2 separate regions of the Homo sapiens genome follow, and region 2 is linked to region 1. The links are chromatin loops, found by intact Hi-C in ENCODE. Cell type or tissue: HCT116. All regions are shown on one strand. Links, peaks and the distances in the headings refer to the core of each region. The heading gives the core; the rest is flanking DNA. Region 1 overlaps CD109 (CD109 molecule). Region 2 overlaps LOC101928516 (a long non-coding RNA gene).

The links. Hi-C counts contacts between places; a loop is a spot of excess contacts. Peaks named below come from ENCODE experiments on the same cell type or tissue, not always from the same donor. Only the 100,000 strongest peaks of a DNase experiment are listed, where the experiment ranks them.
Region 2: it touches region 1 in a loop (10-fold over the local background); 8 of 110 quality-filtered maps call a loop at or near these places.

What each region holds. Positions count from the first base shown.
Region 1 is chr6:73,735,962-73,747,279 of GRCh38, reverse strand. CD109 (CD109 molecule) reads right to left here. Exons shown (of 33, transcript NM_133493.5): 5 at 10,772-10,897. Among named protein-coding and RNA genes, the nearest start is that of CD109, 45 kb to the right of the region's middle. In HCT116, for the core only: a CTCF peak has its summit at 7,992 (motif pointing left); a DNase peak (open chromatin) is centred at 7,999.
Region 2 is chr6:74,401,204-74,418,215 of GRCh38, reverse strand. The region is part of intron 2 of LOC101928516 (a long non-coding RNA gene); the gene reads right to left. Among named protein-coding and RNA genes, the nearest start is that of CD109, 710 kb to the right of the region's middle. In HCT116, for the core only: a CTCF peak has its summit at 8,587 (motif pointing left); a DNase peak (open chromatin) is centred at 8,565.

The DNA of each region.
Region 1 (11,318 bases), core at 3,319-11,318:
TACTTCTCTATATTTTTTGTTTTTTCAATGAGAAAGAATTAAACATATTAGATTTTATAAAAAGATCTAAGACAGAAAGAGATCCAGTTTGAAGACTGAGAAGAAAGAGACTGTCAACACTGCAAGTTTTCTGACAAAGTAGAGGAAGAAAGAAGCCAAGGCAGAAATCGGGATATTGGTCTTAGATGTGAAGAATAGGACCTTTCCTCTAAAAAGAAGAGAATAAGCATGAGATGGGCACAGGCAACACATGCAAATCTGGCAGAAAAAGTGAAAGAAATTCCCATCTGATGACTGTGTTCTCTGTGAAGTGGAAAGGAAGATAATCTACTGAGTGTGAGGAGGGAGGAATCAGAACCTCCCCAGGAGACAGTTTTGTTCCTGGATCCCTTCTCTCATTAGAAAGGATTACAAATATTCTGGTTCTTATCAAGGCTGGAACTAAACACCTGAAGAACTGAAGCTGGTCTATACCTGACAGTCACTCATAGTGACAGGACTTGGGAATAATGGATCTAACCAATGACCAAGACATAGACCATACAAGCCTCCAGTTAGCAGAATAGTGGCCAGGTATCCAGGGATCACAAGCACATTCATACTCCTAAAACAGTGTTACCATCTGCAGTACAAATACATTATGCAGTACAAGGGACAAACTTGTTTCCTTGGTGTTGAAAAAAAAAAAGTACTAACTAGAAACATATTCTCTTTAAAAACAAACAATAAACAAAAATCACCCATTTAACCCTCTCTGTTCCTACTCAAAGTAGAAGGAACTATGGTTTTTAAAGACATGTAACATGACCACCTTTCTTGGGCACCTATCTCAAGCAAGGGAGCAAAAGCAGCAGCATAGCTACAGGTTTGTACTGAATAGGAAAGTTACCCTTGAGGGAAAATAACTCCATTTCTTGCTCTTTCTCCCTTTCCTCACTCCACCCAGGGACTTGGTACTCATTTCAGTGCCCCCTTCCCCCTCACCCAGGGCTGCCACCACTGGTCAGAGCCCAGTGAGTTATCATTTTCCAAAACTCCCTCTATGCCACTGAAAATAAAGCATCATACAGAACCATACACACATACCACACAAACGTCAAATTCTTGCTTTTTATATTGTACTATAATAACATAAGATATAACCACTGGGTGCACTGCGTTAAGATAATATAGGGCCGCTTTGTGCTATCTTCGCAACTTTCTGTGAATCTACCTAAAGGTAAACAGTTATTTTTAAAATTAATCTTCTTGGCTGAGCACAGTGGCTTATGCCTATAATCCCAGCCCTTTGGAAGGCAGAGGCAGGCGGATCACTTGAGGTCAGAAGTTCAAGACCAGCCTGGCCAATGTGGCGAAACCTTGTCTCTACTAAAAATACAAAAATTTAGCCAGGCGTGGTGGTGGATGCCTGTAATCCCAGTTACTCGGGAGGCTGAGGCAGGTGAATCGCTTGAACCTGGGAGGCGGAGGTTACAGTAAGCCAAGATTGTGCCACTGCACTCCAGCCTGGGTGACACAGCGAGACTCTGTCTCAAAAACAAACAACAAAAAATTAATCTTTGTAAGCCTCATATGACCAAGGTTATAGAGGCTGTGAGGTGACAGCAGCCTAATCCTTAATAGTATATTAATGGATATTAAATAGATGAACCAAGTAACCTACATGCTGGACTCAAATCTTCAATCTAAACACATGGCTGCTGTGGTCAGAATCTGGGACACGTTGGGAACAATCCAACGTGCAAACAAGGTGATCCCGTGGCATCCACAAGTCATATAAAAGAAGTAGGTATCTTCTCCACCAATGCATACAGCAAGCCCTGTTGACATCTAAATTCAACCTTAAAAGGAGGCCATATTAAAACAGCAATTGCTGGCCAGGCATGATGACTCATGCCTGTAATCCCAGCACTTTGGGAGGCCAGGGCGGGCGGATCACCTGAGGTCAAGAGTTCAAGACCAGCCTGGCCAACATGGTGAAACCCTGTCTCTACTAAAAATACAAAAATTAGCCAGGCCCATGGTGGCACATGCCTGTAAATCCCAGCTACTCAGGAGGCTAAGGCAGGAGAATCACTTGAACCTGGGAGGCAGAAGTTGCAGTAAGCTGAGACAGCACCACTGCACTCCAGCCTGGGTGACAGAGCAAGACTCTGTCTCAAAAATAAATAAATAAATAAAACAGCAATTGCTGCACATATTAAATAATTTAATTTTACAGAACTGAAAGTATGAGTAAACTAGTTGCTAGTCCTGACCCTCCCACAACACACTGTGTGAGCCTAACCAGGTCACGTCACTTATCTCAGATTCTTCCTCCATAAAGTGGGGAGATGGATCTAGGCGACCTCTAAGATCATCTATAGCACTGAGTCCCTATCCTATGTACTGATGATGCTACATACTCAGACCCTCCATTTCATTGATGAACACAACATCCTAAAGTCTGGCCCCAAAGTTTTCTAACTGATGCCAAAAACATGTCTCTTCAGAGAGGGGTACAGAAGACACATTTGAAAGGAGGGGTCCTCCTAGGGTGGCTTCTGTAGAGAAAGAACAAAACAAAGAACTCCTCATGAAAATTTGCATATGGGGCCTAGAAATTAAAATGCACACTGCCAAAGGACTGGCACTAGCAGATCAAATGGCTGAATAAAGACACAAGAATAATATGGCACCAAAATTATAAGTCTATTTTAGACTTTATAACAAACTAGAATATTCAGCTCTTGCCTGAGATTTTTTTTAATTTTCAAAATGAGAAAGTCCAGGGCATTAATCCAAAAGTCCTGTTTTCCATTAGCTCACAGGTTCATCAAATACAGCAACCATATATATTCTCAAAATGAAAATATACAAAGATATTTCTACTAAGTTGCAAGATGATATAGCAGAGTGAGACTAGAAGTCAAAGAACATCACAAAGGATAATAACAGCAATCATCTAGAAGAAGCTCTATTCACTCATTCTTTCATCCCACAAGCATGAATGAGTTCCCATAACAGGTCAGATATTATATTAGACAGAACAAATATGAAAATTAATAAAATAGAATTCCTGTCTTCAAGGAGTTCACAGTTTAAGAAATGAGGCAGACATTTTTTTAAATATCTGAAGATAATAATAGGTTCTGGAGATGGATGGTGGCAGATGGTTGCACCACAATGTGAATGCACCTGATGCTACTTAACTTTTAAATTGTTAAAATGGTAAATTTTACATATATATCTTACCACAGTTTTTAAAAAACGAAAATAACGCTACACTGATTAATAAATGCTATTCTAGAGGTGTTTATCGGGGCCTTTGGAAGAATGGAGGAGAAAGTGCTGAGCTCTGCCAGATAATGCTCTAAGAAATCAATATTCTAAAACCATCTCCTCCCTCCCTTTCTCACTGAACAAGGAAGTAAGAGTTTGAGATCCTTCCCAAACAAAGCATTCTTCTTATAAGCAAAGACTAGTGAAAGTATTTTGGAAGCCACAACCACATTTCAGAGAGAATGCCACTGTTTTCTGACCTGTCAAAGTTTTGCTCCATGCTTTCTGTTAAGTTGTCGTCACAAGCCAGGCGGGTTAAGCAGATGCTCCTGGTAGAGTGCTTTAGGGACAAGAACTGTCCAAACAAAGATGTGCTCTTTTGCAAAAGAAAAACGGCTCCAGAGATACTTAACAGAAGCAGCAAGCTGACCCAGGCAGAGGCTGGACAACAAGTCCAGAAAAAATAAGGAATATCCTGAAAGGTTATAAAAAGCAGTAAGGTGTTGGCAACCCTCACCTAATCTAGAAAAAACAAGTAACTCAAGAGAAACTAGATATAACTGTTAGATGCAAAGAAATAACTCAATGCAGATTGCTTCTGAGTTACATAATAATTTGATAACCCGTTTCATTATACAGGGCTCCAGAAGAGTGACTTCAAGCCTTAACCCTGTTGAGTTTTCTGCTTGCTATTTCTTGTTCCCCACCTCTAACAATGGCTTAAGATTGAGACAACGGTTACGAAATTGTAGTTAGTGACAGATAGAAAAGATGATTATCAAGTTCAGTGGTTCCCAAGCTGGCTGTGCATCTGAAGCATCAGAGAAGCTGTTGTAAAGGATATACATTGTCCCAGAAATTCTGACTTAGTATGTCTAAGGTGCTGGGGAGCTCTACTGAGCTGATTACCTAAAAAGGTAAAGTAAATAGCAGAAAGTAGCACTGCTGAGGAATTCAAAGAATAAATCAGATGGCCTGTCCCCAGTTCCATACCTTGTTGACTGCCCAACACTGCCCAACACTGCCTCTCAATGGAAAAGATGGATTCTAAAGATGCCTAGCTGCGGGCATTTATGAGCACTTCTCAAAATGTGGTTCAAAAAACTAGTAGAATTTCCTTGAGTGCTTATTTAAAATTCAAACTCCTAGCTCCCATGCCAAAATTAGTAAATTGTGATCTGGGGGTGGGACCTGGACTATGCATCTTTAAACAAGCTCCCAGTCCATTGATTCTGTGGCACACTGATGTTTCAGAACCAGCTGCAGCCTCAGGTGGCCATTATGGTAAACTCAAATGCCTAAGCCACTCTAGAAAGAAGAAGAGACTTCCATCTGACAATGAGGAAAGACAGCACAGGGCTGCCGTCATCAAATGACCAGGAATCTCTCAGTGACTCAGGCTCTTCTTTCGGGCTCTTGGAGGAACATGAGCACCAGTGCGTGGGTCACGCAAAGACCTGGAGCTCTGGGCTGCAGGCTGCACTGCTCTGGCCAGATGCCTCCTGGCTCCCAGAAGCCTGGTTCTCAGACACCAACATTAGCCTTTCTTTTAAAGAACCCCTAAAATCACCTTCTAATAACCTCGAATATAATTTTTAAATCATAGATGCAAAAACATTCGCAACCAAATGTGGTATATTCACACAATGGAATATTATTCAGCCTTTAAAAGAGAGAAAATTCTGATATATGCTACAACATGGGTGAGCCATAATAACATTATGCTAAGAGAAAAAAGCCAGTCTCAAAAAGAGATCCTGTATGATTCTGCTGATATAAGACTAATCAACACCACAGAGATAGAATGTACAGTGGCTGCCAGGGGCTGGGGGGTGGGAGGGAATGGAGAGTTATTGTTTAATAGGTGTAGATTTTCAGTTTTGCAAGATGAAAAGAGTTACAGAGATGGATGGTGGTGATGAATGCACAACAATATTAATGTACTTAATACCACTGAACTGTACACTTAAAAATGGTTACAATGGCAAATTTTACGTTATGTGTATTTTACTACAGAAAATAAAAAATGGAGGGAAAAACCATTTGCAGGCCAGGCACAGTGGCTCATGCCTGTAATCCTAGCACTTTGGAAACCCAAGGCAAGTGAATCACCTGAGGTCAGGAGTTCGAGCCCAGCCTGACCAACATGGTGAAACCCCATCTCTACTAAAAATACAAAAATTAGCTGAACATGATGGTGCACACCTGTAATCCCAGCTACTCAGGAGGCTGAGGCAGGAAAATCACTTCAACCTGGGAGGTGGAGGTTGCAATGAGCTGAGATTGCACACTGCACTCCAGACTGGTCAACAGAGTGAGACTCTTTCTCAAAAAACAAAACAAAACAAAACAAAAAAACCATGTGCAATTATTTGAGAAAACTGTCAACACCAATCAAGAGATAACATACCTAGAGATAAGGTACCTAGAGAACTATATTGCAAAGAAATGAAAATAAAGGAATGTCTAACTTTTAAAACACATTATCTTCCTAAGGTGTATTTTCAAGTCAATTATTAAATCAGAACATATTCCCACACTCAACTTATAATGTACCTAAAGTATAACGGCCCTATAAAACACACTTCTATGAAAAGATGTTACAGCTAAAATATACCTCTGCCCTCTGAGAGGAGGGCTTGGTGCTCTAGACAAAGAAATGATGAAAAAGAGCAGGGCAATCAAAGTATGGCAGAAGTAGAAGACTTGGTCACATTCTCAAGAGAAGAAGTACAATCCCCAAAGTAGCAAAGAACTATTCACACTAGAATATGTGTGTCAATTAAGCACACGTATAAGTAGCACAAAAAGAGCCAGGGCTCTTACTAAACTTTACTGATTTTAAGAGGTCTTAAACATTATAATCATCAAGAGTTTCTTTGCAATTTGATTAAACTAGCATTGTAAAAAAAAAAAAAGTCTATGTATATATTGAGAACTTATGATGTCCCACCATCATATGCTGAACAATGACAGAGATAAAACATAAGATGGAAAACCAAGGTGGCAGGGTAGAGAGAACCTTGGATTTGGTGTCAAAAGGCCTGAGTTCTAATCCTAGTTTGGTAAGTTGTGGGACATTGGGCAAATCACTTAACTAATCCCCCAAAACATTTGTTTCCTTTCTTGGCCAGGCACAGTGGCTCATGCCTGTAATCCCAGCACTTTGGGAGGCCGAGTAGGGTGCATCACTTGAGGTCTGGAGTTCAAGACCACCCTGGCCAACATGATGAAACCGTCTCTACTAAAAATACAAAAATTAGCTGGGCATGGTGGTGCATGCCTGTAATCCCAGCTACTCAGGAGGCTGAGGCAGGAGAATCGCTTGAACCTGGGATGTGGAGGTTTCAGTGAGCCGAGATCACACCACGGCCTGGGCAAAAGAGCGAGACTCTGTCTCGAAAAAAAAAAAAAAGAAAGAAAGAAAAGAAAACTAGAAATCATACTAGACCAAAATAATTACTCACCATTACTATCATAAAAAACCTTGAAGGTGAAAAGCAATACAATACTTGAAGGGCAAACAATTTAGATTAATCCAGAAAGGTTAACACGGTATCATAAAGGACTTATTCACTCTTACTCTACAAACAAACATGTTATTAATACAAGTGGAGAAATGCCAAGGAGCCGTCAAGTATGTTTTACTTAAAGGATCCTTTTCCTGACCTAGGACAAAGGGTAACTGAAGAATACCACTTTCTGATTACCTGTATAGTCATTACAAATCAAAGCTCTGATAACTCCGGTAATTCTTAAAGAGATTGTCCATCAGTGGGAATACTCATATCATTCCATATTTTTTCTACAGACAAAATGGAATTTCAAAACTCTCCCAAAGGCTGTGTATGATGGCTCACACATGTAATCCCAGCACTTTGTGAGGCCAAGGCAGAAGGATTGCTTGAGTCCAGGAGCTCAAGATCAGCCTGGGCAACATAACAAGACCCTGTCTCTATGAAAAGGAAAAAAAAATTTTTTAACTAGGCAGGCGTAGTGGCACATACCTGTAGTCCCTGCTACTCAGGAGGCTGAGGCAGGAGGATCACTTGAGCCCAGGAGTTCGAGGCTGCAGTGAACTATGATTGTGCCACTTCACTCTAGCCTGAGTGACAGACGACAACCCTGTCTCTTACAAATTAAAAAATTTAAAAAATACTTCCTTTTTTTTTAGCCAGAGTATCACTCTGTCGCCCAGGCTGGAGAGCGGTGGCATGATCTTGGCTCACTGCAAGCTCCGCCTCCCAGGTTCACGCCATTCTCCTGCCTCAGCCTCCCGAGTAGCTGGGACTACAGGCGCCCGCCACCACACCCAGCTAATTTTTCGTATTTTTAGTAGAGACGGGGTTTCACTGTATTAGCCAAGATGGTCTCGGTCTCCTGACCTCGTGATCCGCCCGCCTCGGCTTCCCAAAGTGCTGGGATTACAGGTGTGAGCCACCACGCCCAGCCAATACTTTCTTGAAAATAAATATTTTCCTTCCCTGAGTTTTATATTGAGAATGGTGACTGCCACCGAAAAGTAAAAATATAGTCTCTAATGGTGGGCTATTTAAATAATAAATACATTTCCTCTATGTTATTATTCACTACTAAAAGAAAAGGGGTTTAATAACAAGAAATATACAGTCCTTTAATGCTGCGCAGTAGTCAAAGAAAAACAAAAGCCAGAGACCAAGGCCACAGTTGCTTCTCATAACATTTCCTTGGTTATACTGACCCCTGGTGGTTCTAAAAGGGCTCTTTTTTTTAAGGGGCTTATTTTTTCTTAGCTGAATGCCTCAAATTAACATACCTCAAATGACAAGTACCTGATCAGTATACTTGTCTTCAAAAAGATAAAGATGCTTTATAGAATATACAAAAGGGAAAATTGCATTTGGTTCAAGACAAATTATTGCTATATAGTTTTCACACATTCGTTTTAAGAAAATACTGCTTTCTACTTACATGCAAAAGCACTGAACTTGGTCCCAGGAATAGAGAGGTGAGCAAGACCAGAAGGTCACCAGCTTTACAAAGGCTACTGTCTATCATGGACCACTAATTAAAAGTGAGATGAATGAATTAAGGGAAGCACACAGTACTATGGGAATGTCTGGAACAGCCAGGCCACTTTAGAGAATGGCTGCAGGTTAAAAGCAAGTAGCGAGAATAAGGAAGAAAAAACATTCTCAGCAGAGGGAACAGCATGATGAAAGGCTCTAGAATGAGACAGATCGGTGAGTTTAAGAAACTTAAGGGACATAAGATGTCTAAAGCATAGAGTTCAAGAGGAAGGGCGGCACTTTACAAGACTGAAAAGTTGGGCAAGGGCCAGATCCTGCAAATGCTTTTCATTTTTTAAGCACCTAAATTTCCTTAAGAGCATTTGTTTTCTATAAAAGCAATATGACAAGCCAAGTCCACAAACCACAACATGATAAATCCTATAAATCTTTCAAAGTATAATCTCACATCTTCTGCAAAGTCTCCCTCTGCTATTCTATCCCCCTCTCTTCTGGTACTTATTCTGTCCACCATTCAATGAACAAATTAATCCCTCAGCGCCTGTTATCCAGCTAAAACTGCTCTTGCTGGTCATTGTGCATAGGTGGCATCTGAATGGACCAAAAATGGACACCTTGACCCAGGGCGGCCCACCCACAGGCTGCCAGCCACCTGTGCAGAGGCTTGCTTTAAAGATTCTGGGCATGATGGTTATTTAGCTAAGCTAATGGAATCAGAAGAACTGAAGAACACCTCAAAGGTTGGCAGAAGAGTGAAAGGAGAACAGAGCAGACCATGGGAGACAGAAGGAGCAGCTGGCCCCAAAACATCAGTGCTTGTGCTAACAATAAACCCTCTTTATCACCAAGCTGGACTGAACACCTTACAATTCCTCTGCTATTGCACTGCCCTGTGTTTGTCTGTCCCCCTTATGTCATTTAATTTTTATCATATTGTTCATGTCACCATGACAATGACCTTTGAAAATGGAGGTCATATGTTTACCTTCTTTGTATTCATCACAGCCATAAAGTCCTTAACACATACTGGGTTGGTGGGTGGGTGGGTGGATAGAAGGATCGATGGATGGATGGACCAAAAAAAGTGATTCTTAAGAATTTAAGTGGGAACTGAAAATAATATTCAAACTACTTTAAACTCACAACGTGCTTCCTAATCTACACCGCCATCATTCTCCACATGCTCCAGTAACATCAACTTCTCCCAAATCCCCAGACACATAACGTTCTCTTCCATTTTCCCTACTCCCACACAAATTTTTCCCTATTTTCTAAGTTTCACAAATGCCTACTCTTTCCACTTTCTCTACAAGCTCAGATATAAAGAATTCCACTTCCCCTAGAACTCATCACATCCTGCTCTAGGCTGCCATTTATAACAGTGGTTATTATTACACTGTTATAAGTAAGGAAATAAGCAAAGACCTCACTGAAAATTGTCCATGACTTTAATGGTTATGCATTACATTGTTCTCTAACAGTATGAGCCCCTTTCATAATATTGCCTCAAATGTTCTTTAAAACCACATCATACATTCATTCGGTAGAGCTTCTGCTACCTTAAAAAGAATAATATTGGTAAACACATCATACAAACACCCATAAAGATGCAGGGTGGCCATGAAGCAAATATTGAGAGTCCATTGTGCCTCCAGCACTGTTCTCATTCATACAGGTCAATTCACACACGAGTCCCACCTACTCAAGGCTCAGCAACAATGCTTAGAATAAGCTACAATTTCATGCATTTCATATTACATATCTTCCCCTTTAGATACAGAAAAAGTTGATTATATCTTATATGTTTATATGTCACATAAATATAGAAAAATATAAAGGTTTACATGTTATATACTAAATGACCAATTTATATCACATAAAACAGTTAAGTCTCATTGCTTTTTAAAATTGTTTCCATCCCATTGTGTTTATGTCTCATTCATTCCAATGAATGCCCCCCATTTAGATTTATATGCCATTTAATGCCCTCCATTTAGATTTCAGAGCTATACAAGTTGGCAGCAAGTAAAGGCAATAGGTGTAGAAGCTAGGGAAAAAGGATTGGGGAATAGCAGTCGGTGTAGCTATTTAAGTCACTGTTTCTTAAAACAAAGATAAAAGTAGGTTAATCTAATCACTCATTAGGAGTCATTATTCTAAGGCATAAAATTTGCCAAATAATAGCTATGTGTTCATTACTTAGTTTTAAAATAATGCATGAAACAAATAAGTAAACATTGTGTACTAAAATGTCAAAATGTTTTAACCTTTAAACATCATATCATAGAAAAAGACAACAGTTATGAAAATTCTAATATGTTAGAATGAAAGCTAAATAAACCCTTGATAAACATCATAAATTAAAAATAAACCGTTTAAATTGTCTAAATGTTCACATTAATTTTTTTCTCTTCATTGTATAAATGACTTTGGAGATTTTCCCCCACCTGACCTAATTAAATCACTTTAACATTCCCCCCAAAAAATATATTTATACTCACATTCACTTGAACTTGAATAGACCAGTCACCAAGTATTGGATGGGAAGATAGCTGAAAAGTTTTGGAAATGACTCCAAGATCACTTTGTTGTGACAACCACTGTTGGATCAAATTTGATTTGGGGTCCTAAAATGAAAACCAGACATGTAAGTATGTAGAGGCTGCCCATGTGCATGTGTATCCTATCAGGTTAGGAATAATGCCTTGCAGCATTCCCACCCAGGTCCAGAACTTTACTCCAAAATACGGCACAAATATGGCTGGATGGCAGGATGTGAGGATGGAAAGAAGGAGACACATTAGAGATATATTAACCTAACAAAGTTAAAAGGTCTGGAAATGTGAGAGAGGAATCTAGGATGACTGCTGGAATGGCTTGGATGAATGCTGCATGAACATTTTGGAAAACGTAGGCTCTATATTTCTAAAGAAGACAAATCAAAGTTTATTCTTTTCTCATATTTCTCCCAAGTTCATCTTGATTCTGCTCCACCTTTTAATTCCTGGCACCCTATTTCCTTCTACATGAAACACTACAACATGTACG
Region 2 (17,012 bases), core at 4,115-12,114, 670 kb before region 1:
CAAACTTATTTGAGCTTATTTTAATGGAACTGTAAAAACTTTTTTTTTTTGCAATTTTATAGTTGTTAAAGACATTTTTAAATAAATAGAGAAAACAATCCTACAATTCTTATGGAAATACAAAGGACCACAAATAGCCAAATCATGAAAAAGGAGAACAAAGTTTCAGGCATCACACTTTCGGATTTTAAAATATATTACAAATCTTAGCTATCAAAACACTTGTGGTGCTGGCATAAAGACAGACATATTGACCAATGGGACAGAATAGGGAGCCCAGAAATAAATTCACACATATACAATCAATTGATATTCAATAAGGATGCCAAGAATGGATAAAGGGCAAGGATAATCTTTTCAACAAATAGTGCTGCGAAAATTTGATATTTACATGTAAAAGAACAAAATTGGACACTTTTGTTTTTCTTTGAGACAGAGTTTTGCTCTTGTTGCCCAGGTTGGAGTGCAATGGCATGATCTCGTCTCACTGCAACCTCCGCCTCCTGGTCTCAAGCGATTCTCCTGCCTCATCCTGAATAGCTGGGATTACAGGCATGCGCCACCACGCCCAGCTAATTTTGTATTTTTAGTAGAGACAATGTTTCTCCATGTTGGTCAGGCTGGTCTCGAACTCCCGACCTCAGGTGATCTGCCTGCCTCGGCCTCCCACAGTGCTGGGATTACAGGTGTAAATCACCACACCCGGCCTGGACTCTTATTTTATACCAAACATGAAGATCAAATCAAAATCGATTAAAACGTAAATATAAAACCTGAAATTGTGTGTGATTCTTGAGGATAATCATAGGCAGAACAAATTAAACACATTACAGAATTATATCCTTATAAGGCTAATGTAGAAATTGTATATGCAGGAAATTAGGACAGTTTCTTATACCAACAGAATTGGAGAAAATATTTGCAAACTTCATCTGACGGAGGATTAATATTCGTACTATACAAGGAATTGAAACTTTTCAACAGCAAAAAAAAAATTCAATTATAAAATGGACAAATAATATAAACAGATGTTTATCAAAATAAGACATTAAAATAGTCAAAAATACATTTTAAAAAATGCTCAACATCACGAATCATCAAGGAAATGCAAATTAAAACTATAGTGAGCTATCGTTTCTTTTCAGTTAGGATAAAGATTATCAGAAAGATAAAATATAACACATGATGATGAGGATGTGGAGAAAACAGAGGTCTTATATGCTGTCGGTTGGAACGTAAAATAGTATAATCATTATAGAGAACACTATCATGGTTTCTCAGCAAACTACACATAGAACTAACATATGATCCGGCAATTCCACTACTAGGCTTTTTTCCAAAGGAAAGAGGACCAGTAAATCAAAGACATCTGTACCCACAAGTTTATGGCAGCACTATTCACAATAGCCAAGATATAGAATCAACCTAGTTGTCCAACAACAGATGAATGGAAAAGGAAAATGTGGTATATGTACACAATGGAATACTATTCAGCCATAAAAAGGAATGAAATTCTGTCATTTGCAGCAACGTAGGTGGAACTGGAGGACATTATGTTAAGTGAAATAGGCTAAGAACAGAAAGTTAAACACCACATGTTCTCACTCAGATGTGGAAGCTGAAAAAGTTTTCTCTTGCAGAAGTAAAAAGTGAAACAGAGGATACTAGAGGCTGGGAAGGGTAGAGGGAAGGGGGATAGGGAAAGATTTTTTAAAGGCTACAAAATTACAGCTAGGTAAGAGGAATAAGTTCTACTGTTTTATACCACTGTAGGATGACTACAGTTAACAATAACTAACATTCACTATCTTCCTTCTAGCTGTTTGAAACTATGTATTATTGTTAAAGAAAAGTGTTGGAGGTGATGGATATGCTAATTATACTGATCCGATCACTATATAGTATATATGTATCAAAACATTACTATGTACTCCATATATATGTGCAATTATCGTATGTCAATCTAAAAATAAAAAAACTTTTAAAAAGAGAAATCAAAAAATCATCAAGTGAAACACTGATTAAAATTCTGAATATGGACCAATAATAAGTATTTTATGTTATCTCTAAAGTTAAGCAATACAAATAATGCTTATATTGCCTTCATAAAAATTATTTTCAAATATTTTGTTTTTGAATATAGTTTTTGATGAGAACTATTTTATATGTTCACAAGTATAATAAAACTAATTTGTTAGTAAAGTAACATAGATCTCAAAAGCTTATATATTTTTAAGTGTTATAGCATCACATTTCACTGTCAAAGATACACAGGTTTTATGATAAATTATGGGACTGTCAGATTCACAGTTGTTTCTTTACGGATTACTCTATGAGTCCTTTTTGTTCACAATAAACTCTTGAACAATGTTCTGAAATTCAACTAAATGAATGCCTAACATAGATGTTTTGTGCTGGAGCCTCAGCAAATTTTAGAAATGAGAGAAATATTAAAGATTATGTAATTCAAACTTCATATTTTGTGGTTGAGGATGTTCAACCCAAGTGCGCAAAACTAGAGAGCTAGATGTAGCAGGTGTGGACCTGGAATCCCAACCTCCTAACAATCACTCCAACATTCTTTCTAGCACACAGTGCTTCAGGTACAAGCCTTCTACTAAGGTAGTCCTACAAAGTTATGGTCCAACTAATGTGGATTACATTTCGCTATTAGGCTATTTGATGGTTTTAATTTGCAAATTTACAAGTCAAAATTATATGTTTCTACCAACTTGTTTCTTCCTCAGAATTTTTCCATGTGTTGTCCTGATAAAAAACAATCAAATATAATTTTCAGGGTTTATTTCTATTTATTTTGGTTTAGATCACTATGAATTTTTTTTCTAACTTTAAAATTCTATGAAAATAACAATTTGAGGTCTTAGTATTCAATTTGTGGTTTAAATGCTGACATTAGGGAATGAACAGTTCTTATTTATCTCAAGACTACTATTATGATGCAATTTCCTTTTTACAAAAAATAAAAACCTCAAGCTTTTATTGATTTATAGAGGATGAACTCATGCTTGTATTTCAAGAGGAAAAATAACCACTAATTTAAAAAGCAAATTATCTTCAGTTGTATTATCTTCCAATGAGTCTGGGTAGGGATTCAAAAATAAGCTCCTATTTTCTGCTGGAAAATCTACTTGAGATATTTTTGAATTTCTCTCCCAAGTTATGAGGAGAAAAAAATCTAAACTCTAGAATCCTTTGTGCATTTGTTGATGGGAACTGATACTTTCTGGCTATCCTTTCACTGATCATTTGAAACTTTTTACTTTGATTAAAAAGAGTAAAATATCAGTTTCCAAGAAAAGATGAAAGCTTTCCTTCAGAATATGTGTTTACAACAATCAGTATTACTCTTGGAAAATTATGCAAAGAAGGTGTCAAAACAAAGAGATTTTCCCACCTCTACAAATAAAAAAATTGGATACAATAGCAAAAAATTATATATGCAAATATGTGTATATGTATATACAGTCAATCCGCATTATTCCCAGATTCTATATTTGCTAATTCACTCACTAAAATGTATTTTAACTACAAAATCAATACTACGGGCACTTTTGCAGTCATTCACAGATATGCATAGAGTGGCAAAAAAAAAAAAGTATGTCTCTGAAACATGCACGTTCCCACAAATGTGATATTTTCCCACACATATGTATACGCACACACACACACACACACATACATATATATTAAATAAAGTGACTAAACAGAAAAACTCATAAAACAAAGTTTCATATTATGGATTGGTTGATAAAAATATCACAAGAGGCTTATGGGAACTTAACCCTGTATTTCCCCTAGGAGCAATAGTTCAGTGTTTATTAATTTAGTGTATGTGGCAATTTTGTAAAGCATAACTATCAAAAGTAACAAGAATTGACTGTATACATACATGTATATATATATATATATATATATATATATATATATATATATATGAACACATGTATAAAACAAAACCTACAATTTGGAAGATGAGATTTAGAAAACATTATTTATGATGTATTTCTTGTCTCACTATATTCTCAAACTTTAGTGTTCCATTTAGAACTCATAGCTAGAAATAGGGTGAGAAATTGAAATAGTCATTTTCTTCCTTTCATCCTTTCACCTCTAGTTTCTTGAGAATCCTAGCAAAGAACTCTCCAGAAATACAGTTCCCAAGATCTGAGCCCCATCTGATTTCCCTGTTAAAGCTGAAAGAGGTCAGAGGTTGGCCCACATGGACACCCTTCCCACTTATCAGGCTACAGGACAGATCCTCCAAAAACCAAGAGCCTCGTACAGCCTCATCATAGACATGAACATGCAAAATCCTCTTTATGTTTCCAGAAAGAGAATATAGCCTTGGCACAGTTTGCTTTTGAATAGAAAAGTATTATTCCCAAACTTCAAATTAGAAGATGGCAGCTCCAACTCCATGCCAAAGGAAAAAAAAGTTTTGCTAAGGGCAGAGTGTTTTCTTAATTGTTAAGGGAAAGAAATTGCCAAATCATTTATAGATATTATATCAGAGTCCATCTGGCTAAAGTAAAATCAAATGAAAATACTAAATTTATATTTTCCAAACAGTTAAAATAATCCTACACATTTTGAGCAACAGGTTTGAAAAAAACATGTTTTATTTCACATTCAGGTCCCGGGTGTTTTTAAAACACCCATGTTATGGCTCTGGATGTGTGACAGAGGCTGGTCACCGACACACTATTCAATGAAAACTTGTCTGTCTTGACCTGTCTGTCTTTATGGTACCACTCTGCCTGGCAAAGGTGAACCATCTACAATACAGTCTCACTGGGTCAACAAAACAATTGTTGAAGCACAAGCTCATGTTGACTGTTACATTTCCTGCATATCTTTAATGCACTATAGTATGTATATTTCTATCCTGATGTTGGTATATTCTAACATAAAAATTCTAGAACATAGAAGCTGTTTAACTTTTTAAAAAATACAAATGTAAATGCATGCAAGCTGACAAGTAACAGTTTGCTACAAAAAGGATAATTAATTAGAATTACCACAATATCCTACTCTTCTGCATGAATTCCCACTATACTGGGAATGAAGTCCACAGAATGTTTCATGCCCCCCGGGCTCTATCTAACCTGTCTCCAATTACCTCTCCAGCCACATCTCCTGCCTCTCTCCTCCTACCACTATACTTTAGCCATGTTGTCGTTTATGTTCCTTGAATAGCCAACTTTGTCTCTGCCTTACTCTTTGCACTTTCTCTTCACTCTCCTTGTAATGTTAGTTCCATGGCCTCACATTGCTTATACACTCTTGTCTTTCAGCTCTCAATTCAAAATTCAATTCCTTATTGACTATTCCTTCCAAATTAAATCCAGCATCCTGAAATCCTCTATTACAACACTTCATTTTATGTTCTTCATAGCCTTAACTCTATCTAAAAATCACCCACCATGTATTGGTTCATGTTACATTTTGCCTGTTTATCACCCCGGAATATGAATTGAAGTCTTATTTATTTATTCTCCACTATTTCCCAAACACTATTTCTCTATAAAACTGCCTGGAACACAGCAGAGCTCATTATATTTGCTGGAAAAAAAAACAGTAATTCATAGCATTTATATGCAAAGCATAGACTCTCAGAGGAGATGAAATATAATCACATCTAGATGGTGGGATAAATTGCTGTTGAAAATCTTCAAAATTATTTCCTTTATACGGATGCTTTGTCCATAAAATGTACAAAAGAGATTTATTTTTTGTTTTTGTTTTTGGGGTTTTATTTCCATTAAATTGCCAGTACAAGTCAAACTTCCACAAAGCTTTGCAAGAACTTCCCAGGCCTGAAAAGGCAGCAAAGCTTTCCTCAAAAGAATAGAAACATGCCTCCTTGCATCATCTGTAGGCATAGGCTTGTGCAGGTATAGAAGGCCTAAGTTATGGAATACACTGTTAACTATTGAACTACTAAAACAGGTTAAACTAAAAATAATGGCAAAATTCCCAACTCCCATGGTCAAAGGATCAAAGAGAATTGGAAGTACGGTAGTAAGAGATTACATAAGGACAAGCAGTGTCATATTTTATCTCTTCTTAAATATGCGTCCCATGTTGTAATCTCTGACCTGAAGTCCATCCTATGTTTGAAGATATCTAAGAAACATCCTGTCTAAGATAACATAAGGTCATTTAGGTTTTGGCATGTCTACACTCAGATTTACCCCTCTCCACAAAATGATCCACGCCCTCAGAGACCAGAAAATGTAAAATCATCTTTCATATTTTCTTCTCTTCGTGCCACATGCTCTCATATACCAAATTTCACCCACCCTGCCTCCTTGAAATGTCTTTTGGCTCTAGGCCTTATCTGAGACTAGATTCTTGGAGCCACCAGCTGGCTTAGATCCACATCATCTCACATCAAGACCATGATCTCATCCTCTCCTGAGATGAGCTGATCTCCCCAAAGCCTGACTCTAAACCCTGACTGAGATTTGGAAAGTGGCCTTACCTACTGAACTGTACCATCACCTTTATTCTCAGAATTGTTTATCTGTATAAACAACTTAGAGAAGCAAGCCAAAAGAAAGAATGGTCTAGGGGACTTGTTTTGGTGCTGCACGTGCATAACATTTTAATTAAAATTAAGGGGAGTGTGGAAATCCATTATCCAAATTAAAGAGTAAGATGAAGGGCTGATGAACATTATTGGGGAGATGAGGGCTAAAGCTCACCCAACTCACTCCTTGCTGTCACTGATACTTAGGGCCCATTTTGCTTTGTTTCTATACATACTGGTCGTAGTTTCTTATTTGTGCAATGTATAGCATAGTGTGTGTAGAGCATGAGGGGCTTTAGATTACAAGATTAAGATAAAAACCACAGCTCCTAACTAAATTCCAAACATTTGTTACTACAATACATTTTCTTATTCAAATTTAAACACAAGGACCCATGATGGCATGTATCTCCTTATTTTTCCCAAAATAAAACTAATGTGGCTACCAAATAACCTAGAGTATGACTAAATTATAATTTAAAAATTGTTTTAATTAATAAGCTATTGCCCAATAAAATTTTGTAATAGAAACAATATTTTCAAATGTCCTCAATAAAATAGTTATTTTATTGGTTGAGGAATCTTGATATTTTAAGGAAACATCACAACCAAATTCAAACTTATTATTAATCTCAATGACAAAAATTTGAACCTCAATAAAAGCATTCATTTTAAAGGAAAGTACAAGAGGTTGTTAACAGTTGTGATCAAACCATTCTTAACAGTGGTCCCTCTGATACACTAGCTCAGCTGGCAAGAGTAGAGCCGACCAGCCTGACATTTAAGCTCACCACATGTGGGATAGTTAGTTCCAGTTTGCTTCATGACCACAAATTACATACCTAACTCTTGTCTACCAATTAAAGTGTATGACTTTGGTTGTGAGAATGGCCAAATAAAAGAATGTGGCTGTCTTGTGACAACATCTCTACTGGGAAAAACCACCTCAAACTCTCTGCCTTGTTGATGATGAATCAATAGTGCCATTGATACATAAATAAAGACAGCATTTTAATGCATTATACTAAAGGAGTCTCCAATTGTTTGATGTTAATTTTATAAAGAAAAGAGATGAACACATTTTTGAGAATGCATGAAAATATACATACTAAAATTTAATTTTACTGCTTTCCTAATACATCTCCTTCTTATTTCCAGTGACGATTTCAGATTGATTTCTGTCTATGAGACTAAACAGAGAAATAGAACGGTCCTGTGCATTTGCAAGATGCTGTCTCTTGAGAGTAGTCCCTCAGGATCATTTTTGAGAATATGTTGTATCAGCAAAGCAGAAGTGATCTGCACTCAAAGATTTTATATAATAACTATCAAAACCTTAGATAATGCAGAAACAATGGCAAGATATACTTTCTATCTATATAACTAGATAACATCCCTCCATATTTTAATCTCCTCTGGCACACTAAAAGAAAAAGAGAAAGGTAACAAGGATGGAATTGGAAAGAGAAAGGTAGCAAGGTAACAAAGATGGAATATATCATCTAATCATCTCTTGGTGATTTTTAATTTAATTATTCTTTAATTTATCTACCTCTGAAAAATCCCTGTATTTCAATCACTACTATTGCCACGAGGATGTCATATGTTAGCTTCTGGTAATTATGAGTCTTGCCTATCTGGTGGCACTTAGGATATTCTTTCCTGGAATATTAAGCTTACCCCACTTCATGCTTTCTGCTTGTCTCTATTACATAAACTTTTTAAAATACCATAGTTTGTAGACTTACTATAGATTTTTAAAAGCATGACCAATAACCACAAGCTGGCTACATGTTTTTTGTTTGTGTCCAAATAAACTTCTGTGTAAATATGCATATAAATACTGCATTTAATATCAAGGACAGGTATGAGAAAGAATATTGTACGCAAAGAAAGACTACTAGTCCAGTATTCTAAAAGATCCTTACTCAGAAAGGACCTGGATGAGATGATTCAGTGTTAACAGTCATGCCTGTAATACTAAGGCCTGAATTTCATGACAGCATCATGGACTTTGACTGCTCTCTACTGGATAGAAAATATATGAGGTCTTCTCAAATGGATAAGCATTTCTGAAGAGATTGTTTTTATCTTCTTTCTCTTCTCATATTAAGGTAGGTAAAGATTCCATTTCCTTGCTGTACTTCTTTATATGTAAGCTAACTGTATTATTATGTTATTTTCCACATTCCAAATTTCTGAATATTTTAAGATGATACATATACAATGATATATTTATCATAGCTTTACTTTTAAATGTGCTTTCTCCCAAATTTATTCCCAAGTCACTTCCAGCAAATGACATTTATATTATAATTTCTTTCAACATATATAGCAATCAGTGTTCAACCAACAATGCTCCTATGTTGTTATTATTGAAAAGAAGCCCTCCATCACACACACAGACACACACACACACACACATTCATGAGATACTAACAATGCTTTGATGATCATTTTTGGTTTTAAAACTAACAAAACAATCACAATTTATTTTTGATACTAAAAAGCTAGAGATTAGAGTTTCATAAATGAAATATGAGGCCTATGGGACACTGCCATAATAAGAAGAGGAAAGGTCACGTTGCCTTCCTGATGGAGGCAACTGTTCATTCCAAGCACTGATGTCATAGCTGCACTCCTGTAGGGAGATACTGAGTAGGAAACAGTTTTATTCCTTCATCAGTGTTCTCTGTGCTATTATATGAATAAAAAGTAAAGGCAACTCTGATAGAAAGAAATTTGGTTATGTAAAAAACATAATGAAAACATAATGCAAAATGAAAATTAATACTTAGAGCTTTTCTGAAAATAACACCTAAAATAAGCCTTTTCCAGACATTTCCAAGATATACTTTCTAACTCCTTCTAATATTCAGGATTAAAAAAATCTGTAAAATATTATCTGAATTAAAAGAAGAGTCTTCAAACTGAGATATATGTATTTCTGGGGTACCTGAGGCTTTCTAAGGAATTCCCATGAAAGGATGATATTAAGGAAGTTTATTTCTGGTACCTCAACCTTTGTAAATTCATTTTTCCTACATATTTATCTGTCTGAGACTCTGGGAGCCTCCTTTTATAATGGACTTTTCGCCTATTGTTTTCAACAACCAGATTGGAAAAACCTCATAATTCACGTGGCGACAATACAAAGGTTTTGGCCCTGATAGTTGGGAATTAGCATGATAATAAATGCTGACATACGGTGTTGCTGAACATTGCCTTTCCTCAAAAAAACTGCTGTAAAGGGCTCCAGTTGGTACCAACTCAAGCTGAGAACTCAGGATACACCCTCCTGCCTCACACCTACCCCTGAACAACACTGTGGAGAACCAGCGGTGTTTTGTGTGTGTGTGTGTGTGTGTATATATATATATATATATATATATGTATATATATATATATATATATATATATACTTAGCTTTATTTTAAAAAGTACTTTCTCCCAAATTTATTACCAAGTCACTTCTAGCAAATGGAATATGTGTGAGATACCATATGTGCATATACACACATATATACAAGTATACACAGACACATATGTGTGTGTACATGTATTGAAAGTATATATTTAGAATAAATAATTTGAAATAGAGTGTTTAATTTTACTTTTAGTAGATATTGTCAAATTTGCCTTTTGTAGATGCTGTACCACTTTATATTCTCAACAAAACCAAAGAAATATGTGGAAGATGTTTCTCCCACCTTGTTATTGAAGGTGGAAGAAACATCTTTTTTATAAACCATTAGGTGAAAAATGCAATCCTATCATTAATTTTCATTTCTTCAAATTATAAAATGAAGCATCTTTTCATGCATTTAGGAGCCAGACCAGGTGTGGTGGCTCGTGCCTATAATCCCAGCACTTTGGGAGGCCAAGGCAGGAGGATTGCTTGAGTCCAGTTCAAGACCAGCCTGGGCAACATGGCAAAACTCTGTCTCTACAAAAAAATACAAAAAAAATTAGCCAGGCATGGTGGTGCATGCCTGTAGTTCCAGCTACTTAGGCTGCTGGAGAGCATTACTTAAGCCAGGAGCCCAAGGCTAAGATTCTGCCACTGTATTCCAGCCTGGGCAACAGAGAAAACCCTCTCTCTAAATAAATAAATAAATAAAATTTAAAAATCTATTAAAGAGAGCCAATTCTTTCACGAATTTTTACATTATTTTTCTTATTTTTTTCTACTAAGTTCTATGTTATTCCAAAAATCTGTCTGTCTCCTCATATGCTGTGTCAATTTGTATAGCTTTTTTATTTTATTTTTAATTTTATTTATTTTTTATTTTATTTCCCTGTAGGGCTAGTCTCTCTTCTTTTTCAGAATTTCCTTCAATATTTTTGCATGTTATTTTATTTATTTTTTATTATTATACTTTAAGTTCTAGGGTACATGTACACAACGTGCAGGTGTTTTGCATAGGTATACATGAGGCATGTTGGTATGCTGCACCCATGAACTCTTCTTTTACATTAGGTATATCTCCTAATGCTATCCCTCCCTCCTCCCCCCACCCCATGACAGGCCCCAGTGTGTGAGGTTTCCCACCCTGTGTCCAAGTGTTCTCATTGTTCAATTCCCACCCATGAGTGAGAACATGCGGTGTTTGGTTTTCTGTCCTTGCAATTGTTGGCTCAGAATGATGGTTTCCAGCTTCATCCACGTCCCTACAAAGGACATGAACTCATCCTTTTTTATGGCTGCATAGCATTCTATGGTGTATATGTGCCTCATTTTCTTAATCCAGTCTATCAACGATGCATATTTGGGTTGGTTCCAAGTCTTTACTATTGTGAATAGTGCTGCAATAAACATGCATGTGCATGTGTCTTTGTAGCAGCATGATTTATAATCCTTTGGGTATATACCTAGTAATGGGATGGCTGGGTCAAATGGTATTTCTAGTTCTAGATCCTTGAGGAATTGCCACACTGTCTTCCACAATGGTTGAAGTAGTTTACAGTCCCACCAACAGTGTAAAAGTGTTCCTATTTCTCCACATCCTCTCCAGCACCTGTTGTTTCCTGACTTTTTAGTGATCACCATTCTAACTGGTGTGAGATGGTATCTCATTGTGGTTTTGATTTGCATATCTCTGATGGCCAGTGATGATGAGCATTTTTTTATTTGTCTGTTGGCTACATAAATGTCTTCTTTTGAGAAGTGTCTGTTCATGTCCTTCACCCACTTTGTGATGGGTTTTTTTTTTTCTTGTAAATTTGTTTGAGTTCATTGTAGATTCTGGATATTAGCCCTTAGTCAGATGAGTACATTGCAAAAATTTTCTCCCATTCTGTAGGTTGCCTGTTCATTCTGATGGTAGTTTCTTTTGCTGTGCAGAAGCTCTTTAGTTTAATTAGATCTGATTTGTCTATTTTGGCTTTTGTTGCCATTGCTTTTGGTGTTTTAGACATGAAGTCCTTGCCCACACCGATGTCCTGAATGGTATTGCCTAGGTTTTCTTCTAGGGTTTTTATGGTTTCAGGTCTAACATTTAAGCCTTTAATCCATCTTGAATTAATTTTCGTATAAGGTGTAAAGAAGTGATCCAGTTTCAGCTTTCTACATATGGCTAGCCTGTTTTTCCAGCACCATTTATTAAATAGGGAATCCTTTCCCCATTGCTTGTTTTTGTCAGGTTTGTCAAAGATCAGTTGGTTGTACATGTGTGGTATTATTTCTGAGGGCTCTGTTCTGTTCCGTTGGTCTATGTCTCTGTTTTGGTACCAGTACCATGCTGTTTTGGTTACTGTAGCCTTGTAGTATAGTTTGAAGTCAGGTAGCATGATGTCTCCAGCTTTGTTCTTTTGGCTTAGGATTGTCTTGGCAATGTGGGCCCTTTTTTGGTTCCATATGAACTTTAGTTTTTTCCTATTCTGTGAAGAAAGTCATTGGTAGCTTGATGGGGATGGCATTGAATCTATAAATTACCTTGGGCAGTATGGCCATTTTCATGATATTGATTCTTCCTCTCCATGAGCATGGAATGTTCTTCCATTTGTTTATGTCCTCTTTTATTTCATTGAGCAGTGGTTTGTAGTTCTCCTTGAAGAGGTCCTTCACCTCCCTTGTAAGTTGGATTCCTAGGTATTTTATTCTCTTTATTCACAGCCAAATTCTACCAGAGGTACAAGGAGGAGCTGGTACCATTCTTTCTGAAACTATTCCAATCAATACCTCCCTAACTCATTTTATGAGGCCAGCATCATCCTGATAACAAAGCCTGGCAGAGACACAATAAAAAAAGAGAATTTTAGACCAATATCCCTGATGAACATTGATGCAAAAATTCTCAGTAAAATACTGGCAAACCAAATCCAGCAGTACATCAAAAAGCTTATCCACCATGATCAAGTGGGCTTCATCCCTGGGACGCAAGGCTGGTTAAACATACGCAAATCAATAAATGTAATCCAGCATATAAAAAGAACCAAAGACAAAAACCACATGATTATCTCAATAGATGCAGAAAAGGCCTTCGACAAAATTCAGCAGCCCTTCATGCTAAAAACTCTCAATAAATTAGGTATTGATGGAATGTATCTCAAAATAATAAGAGCCATTTATGACAAACCCACAGCCCATATCATACTGAATGGGCAAAAACTGGAAGCATTCCCTTTGAAAACTGGCACAAGACAGGGATGCCCTCTCTCACCACTCCTATTCAACATAGTGTTGGAAGTTCTGGCCAGGGCAATCAGTCAGGAGAAGGAAATAAAGGGTATTCAATTAGGAAAAAAGGAAGTCAAATTGTCCCTGTTTGCAGATGACATGACTGTATATTTAGAAAACCCCATCATCTCAGCCCGAAATCTCCTTAAGCTGATAAGCAACTTCAGCAAAGTCTCAGGATACAAAATCAATGTGCATGTTATTTTCATATATTAATTTCATAGTTTCCCTCATGGTTTAAAAAAGATTCCATTGGTGTTTAATTCAGTTAGGAAAACTTTGGACTTAAAGTCAAGAAAGCATTTGGGGTGCTTAAATAAAAAGTTGCCTACTTTTCTCTATGTCTGGAAGTACCTAGCAGCTGGCTTTGGTTCAACAGTTCTGAGATGTTAGGCCAAGGTTGCTGTTAGTCTTTTGGCTTGTTCCTCACGCATACAAAATGACGCCACCTCACAGGCATCTTATCCAACTTCCACTTAAATATCATTAGCAGAGAAGTGTCAGATGGCCATATCCAACTTTCAGAAAGGGTAGAAAAGAGATATTTAGCTTTCCCAGCCTCTATAATGAAACAGAAGGCATTTGAGAATGGAGTTGTGTTGATAACCAATGTCCATTTCAGTGTGCAAAATATAATCTTATTTAATGTGTAAGTTTTTAAAGAGAAGTAACATATATATGACATTGAGATATTTATGTCCAACTACCAGATATGACTTCTATTTATTCAGCTCCAATTTTATATCCCTGAGAAAACTTTTCAAATATGTTTTGTATATTTTTGTTAAGTTTGTTCCAGAAGTATTTATATTATTATTGTAAATAGAAGCTTTTGTTATATTTTGTAACTGATTGATGCTTGTAAAGAGAAAATCTGTTAATTTTTCATATATTATTTTTTGCCCGAGCAATTTAGTAAATTGTCTTATTTGTCCAATCTTTCAATGGATTATCCTGGGTTTTCTATGGATATAATCACAAAATTTGCAAATAAGCTAGTTTTACCTCCTTTGTAACTCTTAAACTTTTTTCCTTGTCAGATTATATTGGATAATAACCCCCTAACATTATTAAATAATAGATGCTGTATTAATGAAGTTACAGGCTAAGCTCTGTAAAAGACAGTTACAAAAATACAGTGATTTAAGTAAGAAAGAAATTATTTCTCATCATGTAGAAGTCCAAAGTGAGTGACCTAGGACTGCGTGATTCTCAATGTAAGGCTTCTATCTCTTTTCCCAAAGGGGCTCCTGCCTTTGTCAACATTTCCCAACTAACAGCAAGAGGAAAAAAGAATGCCCAGAACAAGGACCTTTATCTTCTTCAAGGAGATTTTCTGGAGATTGCACACATGACTCCAAATACAACTCATTGTACAAAACTTAAGTCACATGGCCACAGCCACACTTAGCAGTGAAGCTAGAAAATACAGACTAGCTCAGCAACCACTTATTACTAAATGGGAGAAGAAGTCAACAGATACAATATAGTTAGCATAAAGAACACCAATGCCTTCTTCCTCACTTTAATGAGAATGCTTCTAGACTTTCCCATTAGGTTTTGTGGTGGCTATTGTGTTAATAAAGTATTAATTTATTCCTACTTTATTAAAGGTTTTATTTGTAGTAGAAATTAATGTTGAAGTTTATCAAATTTTTCCACATATATGGAGACTGTCATATATTTTTCTTTTTCATCCAGCAATATACTGAATTATATTACATAACATGTATTTTCTAATAGTTTCTAATATTGAAACTATGCTTGTGTTCCTGATATGACTCTTTGCAGATATCCTTCCTTAAAGGGTCAAAAATTTAAAATAATTAAAATCAGATTCTTTAGAAAGATAAATTAAGGTCAAGTAGTCCTGATTGTTTAGGAGACAGGTTTACATGATCCTTTGAGGCTTACATTAAGCAGGAGACAAAATCTCAGATGTTTCCAGAGACTAGATGGGTAATGAATATAGATAAAACATGAGTGATGTCATCTGGGTGGGGTTAGTGTGACTGGGCAAGCCAGGAGAAAAGGGCAGATGCTACTCAGTTGCAAATTTGAGGGAATATTCAATGCTTTTGATGCAATCTATTGTTAATTTTTTCTTTTTTTTCTTTTTTTCTTTTTTTATTATACTTTAAGTTTTAATGTACATGTGCACAACCTGCAGGTTAGTTACATATGTATACATGTGCCATGTTGGTGTGCTGCACCGATTAACTCGTCATTTAACATTACATATATCTCCTAATGCTATCCCTCCCCCCTCCCCCCACCCCAAAACAGGCCCCAGTGTATGATGCTCCCCTTCTTGTGTCCATGTGTTTTCATTGTTCAATTCCCACCTGTGAGTGAGAACATGCAGTGTTTGGTTTTTTGTCCTTGAGATAGTTTGCTGAGAATGATGGTTTCCAGCTTCATCCATGTCCCTAAAAATGACATGAACTCATCATTTTTTATGGCTGCATAGTATTCCATGGTGTATATGTGCCACATTTTCTTAATCCAGTCTATCATTGTTGGACATTTGAGTTGGTTCCAAGTCTTTGCTATAGACTCTGGATATTAACCCTTTGTCAGATGGATAGAATGCAAAAATTTTCTCCCATTCTGTAGGTTGCCTGTTCACTCTGATGGTAGTTTCCTTTGCTGTGCAGAAGCTCTTTAGTTTAATTAGATCCCATTTGTCTATTTTGGCTTTTGTTGCCATTGCTTTTAGACATGAACCCCTTGCCCATGCCTATGTCCTGAATTATATTGCCTAGGTTTTCTTCTAGGGTTTTTATGGTTTTCAGTCTAATATGTAAGTCTTTAATCCATCTTGAATTAATTTTTGTATAAGGTGTAAGGAAGGGATCCAGTTTCAGCTTTCTACATATGGCTAGCCAGTTTTCCCAGCACCATTTATTAAATAGGGAATCCTTTCCCCATTGCTTGTTTTTCTCAGGTTTGTCAAAGATCAGATGGTTGTACATGTGTGGTATTATTTCTGAGGGCTCTGTTCTGTTCCGTTGGTCTATGTCTCTGTTTTGGTACCAGTACCATGCTGTTTTGGTTACCGTAGCCTTGTAGTATAGTTTGAAGTCAGGTAGCGTGATGCCTCCAGCTTTGTTCTTTTGGCTTAGGATTGACTTGGTAATGCGGGCTCTTTTTTGGTTCCATATGAACTTTAAAGTAGTTTTTTCCTATTCTGTGAAGAAAGTCATTGGTAGCTTGATGGGGATGGCATTGAATCTATAAATTACCTTGGGCAGTATGACCATTTTCACAATATTGATTCTTCCTACCCATGAGCATGGAATGTTCTTCCATTTGTTTGTATCCTTTTTTATTTCATTGAGCAGTGGTTTGTAGTTCTCCTTGAAGAGGTCCTTCACGTCCCTTGTAAGTTGGATTCCTAGGTATTTTATTCTCTTTGAAGCAATTGTGAATGGGAGTTCACTCATGATTTGGCTCTCTGTTTGTTATTGGTGTATAAGAATGCATGTGATTTTTGCACATTGATTTTGTATCCTGAGACTTTGCTGAAGTTGCTTATCACCTTAAGGAGATTTTGTGCTGAGACGATGGGGTTTTCTAGATATACAGTCATGTTATCTGCAAACAGGGACAATTTGACTTCCTCTTTTCCTAAATGAATACCCTTTATTTCCTTCTCCTGCCTGACTGCCCTGGCCAGAACTTCCAACACTGTGTTGAATAGGAGTGGTGAGAGAGGACATCCCTGTCTTGTGCCAGTTTTCAAAGGGAATGCTTCCAGTTTTTGCCCATTCAGTATGA